Linked DNA regions of Homo sapiens: region 2 is linked to region 1. A link is an interaction called in ENCODE POLR2A ChIA-PET data of the cell type or tissue named here. Cell type or tissue: Caco-2. All regions are shown on one strand.

Region 1 (2,500 bases):
GAACCTCCCCCTTCTCTGATCAAGGATGCTGTGGTTTTGATGATATTCACTTGATAAGGGAGAGCTTGGTAGTTTCACAGAAAATCGGAAGTGTTTGTAGAAACAGGTTCCCATCTATGAAAGAACCACTGGGCTGGGTGTTAAAACTGAGTCCTGAACGTAAAGATCATCACAAACCTATGAAACATCATTCCCAAACAAGATAGCGTAATAGTATCTAGGAGATTACAAACAATATGCAGAAAAGGGAACCAACCAAATAAACCAAAGAAATCTATCTTGATACTGAATAGCCTATAACTCTCCTTATAAGTGAGATGACTTGAGTAAGAACATTGAGGCAATCCAAAGGATCACATTATTTTAGTGTTTCTAAAATCTTCCTAAACATGCCATGTCTTAGATTTGGATTTTTAAAAATTCTTTTCAATTCAAAATTAATTCCCTACCAAAAGAGTTTGTATCTTACCACTTGACCGAATGTTGATGAATGGGTAGTTGGGCATCACCAGCTTGTTGAAGTTAAATTTATAGGTAAATCTTTTCCCTTTTGTTTTATGAAGGATCCTCTTGTTGTAATAGTATCTGTAAAAACAGGAATACATGTCCATTCGTCTTGTAGCTACTGACAGCTTTCAATACACTTAGGTAGCCACTGAGACCAACAATTCTTGCTCTGAGTATTACTTACAAAAATCACTACCAATCTTTCGCAGCCTGGCCCTCCAGGTAGATCTAGGAGACCTAACAGCTTAATTTTCTTACTCAATTTTCAACTCAGCTCGTTTTTGCCTAGAGGTTTACAAAGACAACTTCACTTTAAGATTCTGAACACTTATCCTAGCCCCAAACATTTTCTTCTCCATCTCTCTACAATTTCGATTCTACAGTCCATTTCCGTCCGGTTGCACTGCATGTCACTAACTGCTTAGTTTTTCTTTTTGGTCTTGCCCAGGTGGGGGCAGACAAATCACTAGGGAGACCTGATGTGGTTAGTCTGGAGGCCTAAGCTCAAAAGACAGACAAAGGAATGTACAACTGTTTTATGGTGGCAGGTCAAACAATGGCATGCCCTGATCTGGAAAACAGCAGCTAGTGTGGCCCGCCTCACCTTCAAAGACTCAAAGGGATGTGAAAGAATACAGCAAAGCCACTGTACAGAGTTTACATTTCAGGTCAGGAGAACTTCAATTATCTGGAACCTTTAGTCTTACATCTATGCAGTAGCAGAGGTCATAAACTGCCTTCTAGCCCCTTGAGGGCTAAAGGACTATGAAATGTAAGACCGACAAGGGGAAAAAAGAACCTGAGAAAACTTATAGTGATCAATCTTTAGACATATTGCAGCAGGCTATGGACAACCTGAGCTCACAGACACAGTTCCGGAATAGATAGGTCAGTATCACTGAATCTTCCTCCCGTGACTTGCTTCATCCTTTTCTAAGTTTCTTTCAGGGAAGCCCAAAGAAAGAAATTCTAACAGATTCTAATAGAGAAGTCTAAACTAATCCTTTGGATTATAAATGAACTCCAATCCATGTTTCACCATATACTCTCGCCCACTACAGAGCAGAATCAGCTGTCTGTCAGGATCCAGTGCCAGCCACATTGGAATCCCCTCCTACGTATAACCAAAGATATGCCTTTTCTCCTCCTGTGCCTATGCTACTCACATTCAACAGCTCTTCTACTCCCACTTTAAAGTGACACATTATTCACTAAGATAGTGTAGTCTTTTATTACCTGATACCCTTTTTATCTAGCATTCACCAAACAGCTTAGTCTCCTTCCAATCTGTTAACACAGATTTGGGAATCCTTTTCCTTACCTGAGGGCCCGGCTCAGCTTGTCATAATTCATCTGTGGTTTGCATTTCCTGCGGCCCCAGAGGCGGGCCACCTCATCTGGATCCTTGATGACAAATTCCCCGTACTCTCCCTGCTGCCAGGCGATGACATGGCGGAACTCTTCCTTCTGCAGCAGCTCCAGGATGAAGTGCCACAGCTGGATCTGCCGGGAGCCTGGGGATGACTCTGTTTTGTAGGCCCAGTCAGGAAACTGATACCCTTTCATGTGAGAAGGTCAAGATTAAGCTAGTTAAGAGGTAGGTACATACATACCAGCAACCCCAACTGCACATTCCACTGCTCAGAATCTAGAGTGCTTTGCAAACATGCTGTAAGTACTCTCAGTCAGCTGGGCCTAACCACAATGGGGAGAGGAAAGCACAGAGAAGTCACCTATCCTTGTGGCAATCATTAAATCTGATAAGAGTTGGGCAGCAGCAACCAGATGTCCTAAGCTGACCTTTTCATACATTACTAAATACACCTACTTTCTGTGAGGACATAAAAGTGCTAAAGGGAACAAACAGGAAAGATAAACTAATGTTTCAGGAAAATACAGCTGAAAACTCCTTTTCCCTAAGGTTGGAACTGTGTCTCTGACAGCAAAGAGACTCTAAAGCTTAGGATATGGGTGTGGTGACCAGACATGTTAA
Region 2 (2,500 bases), 980 kb after region 1:
ACAGACTAAATTATGTCATGCCCAGTGCCAGGCATTCCGTTGGTGCTTAACAGATGCTCCATGAATAAATGAGTAAATGAAGTAGTATGCCTTGCACCCAGGAAGAGCCCTCCCTCCAAGGAAGATGGTATTTTTTCCACTTAATTGATGAGGAAGCTGAGGCTGTCCTTCAGCTTTGGGAGGATTTAAAACTAAAACCTTAGCATCCCTGGGCTCCTGGAACAGTCTGTTTTTCTAAAAAAAAAAAAAAAAAAAAAGCTGAATATGCTTATAGGCTTGATTTATTTTTATTAGCTTCTATGTTGGTCAACATAAAATAATTATAAATTAAAAATTACTGTGAAGGCCTGGCACAGTGGCTCACGCCTGTAATCCCAGCACTTTGGGAGGCCGAAGCGGGCGGATCACCTGAGGTCAGGAGTTGGAGACCAGCTTGGCCAACATGGTGAAACCTCATCTCTACTAAAAATACAAAAATTAGCCAGGCGTGGTGCCACGCGACTGTAATCCTAACTACTCTGGAGGCTGAGGCAGGAGAATCACTTGAGTCCAGGAGGCAGAGGTTGCAGTGAGCCAAGATCCACCACTGCACTCCAGCCTGGGTGACAGAGTGAGACTCTGTCTCAAAAAAAAAAAAAAAAAAAAGAAAGAAAAAAAATTACAGTGAAAATTACTACCATTTAAATTTCTGTTTTAAAAGGTAGATTTGGAGGCTGTATATACCATCTTTCAGGTTTTCGCCCAGGAACATTTTTAAAAAATCTTACAAGGCAACAATAACAAAAATGGGGAGGATCAGGGAGAAGAGAGTAGGAGTGGAAAGAGTCTGGGCAGGAATCTAGGGCATGAGAGAAACCCGGTGAGAAACTAGAATTCTGTCAGCTCCTAGATCAGAACCAGGAGCGGGGTTGGTCTCCTCCACCCTCTGCACTGCTTCTCCCCCAGGGGGAGCTGCAGAGAATCCCGTGCCGGGGCAGCGCAGCCCTGAGTGGTCTGTTTCTGGTTCTGGCTTCCCACAAAGCAAACAATTTTGAACCAGGCACCAGCGCCCCCTGCATCTGTCATCCTTTAAGGGAGCCACTACTCAGTCCTGAGAAGTGTTTGTGCCTCAGTTAGAGCTCGCCCCAGTTCTTCCCGGCTCCTTAGTCTGCCCCAGCTTGCTGCCAGCTTGGCCCAGCCCCTCCCCTCTCGCAGTTCAGCACCCGCTGCCTTCCATATCCCCCACCCCCAGCCCCAACACACGCAGTCTGGAGGTTGCCATACTAGGAGAAGGGTAAGGCAGGGCACAATTTGTCTTCGTGTAATTATCTGTCAGGTACAGCTTGTGAAACCTCAGCCACCTCCCTGCAACCATGCAGGAAAATAAATTACACACGAGCACGCAGAGACACGGCGGCACCATCTTCCCCTGGGCCCCCAGCGAGCTTGGGGGAAAAAATTCTGCTCAGCCGAGCCCAGGGTGCTGATACCTGCACTGGAGTCGGCCACCCATCTTCCCCTCTTCGAGACCCTGCCGCTGAAGCTTTCATCTTTCAGCGTGTTCCTTGCTGTGGAGGAGGGGAAGTCCATCTGGCTTCTAAGAAGTCATGAATGCCCAGAGAGAAAGAAAACAAACCCTTGGCTATTTCTGATTAGAGTTGTTGGAGGTGGGAGAGAGGCCTTAGGATTGCCTATAATTTCTAAAATGGACTGTAATGCAGCTACACATGCAATATACTGAGTCCCTGCTCTGTGATAGTGATAGTGATGACAGCCACTTTTTAGGAGCCAGCCTGTGGGTCCCAGGCACCACGCTGAGCGCTTTACACATGCTTTCTTGTTGGACCCACACAATAAAACCCTGTGGAATGGATGTTTATCCTCATTGTGGTGATGAGGACTTGGAGGCTCAGAGACGTCGACTGACTTGCTCCCAGTCACACAGCTGGTTGTACCTAACTCGCAGTCCAATTTTTCACCATTAGCAGATGGGGCTCTATGGGGGAGTGGTGGGGGGTGGAGGTGGTGGTGAATGGGAGGCGGGGCCCTTGACTGCAGAGTGGGAGGGGGTGGGCTGGGGTAGCTGTTGCTCACTTCCTTGTGAGCTTCAGTTTCTTCTCTTGAGATCTTTTTGGATCTTTGTGAGAATTAAACGAAATAACAACTCTTGGTACTTATTGGAGCTCAATAAATTAGGTGACTCATCCTTCAGACCTCCGTTGCCCCACTGCACAGAGAGGAGCTTGGTGCTGGGAGCTTGGTTGGTCCCTGAGGACTCAGAGGAGCATTTTGGGTTAGGGGGTCCTGACTTTTTCTGTGTCCAGGCCCCCTTTGGCAGTCTGGTGAAGCCTGTGGACTCCTTACAGTGTTTCCAAATACAGAAGCTGAAATATATAGGATTACAAAGGAAGCCAATCTTACTGAAATACGTTATTGAAAGCATCAAAAAACAAATTTGTGACATAGTAATCTACTGCCTTCTTTAATAATGCATTCAATAACCAGATCTAGTGGCAGACCT

The links. ChIA-PET counts read pairs that join two places held together with the same protein. Peaks named below come from ENCODE experiments on the same cell type or tissue, not always from the same donor. Only the 100,000 strongest peaks of a DNase experiment are listed, where the experiment ranks them.
Region 2: POLR2A ChIA-PET joins it to region 1 with 11 read pairs; 1 of 35 experiments calls an interaction of 5 or more read pairs at or near these places.

Annotation. Positions count from the first base shown.
Region 1 is chr1:157,133,643-157,136,142 of GRCh38, forward strand. It overlaps ETV3 (ETS variant transcription factor 3), which reads right to left. Exons shown (of 5, transcript NM_001145312.3): 3 at 1,829-2,066; 4 at 470-585. Among named protein-coding and RNA genes, the nearest start is that of ETV3, 3.5 kb to the right of the region's middle. In Caco-2, no CTCF peak of the experiment used is centred here; DNase peaks (open chromatin) are centred at 1,059 and 2,163.
Region 2 is chr1:158,117,015-158,119,514 of GRCh38, forward strand. No RefSeq gene overlaps it. Among named protein-coding and RNA genes, the nearest start is that of SMIM42, 10 kb to the right of the region's middle. In Caco-2, no CTCF peak of the experiment used is centred here; a DNase peak (open chromatin) is centred at 982.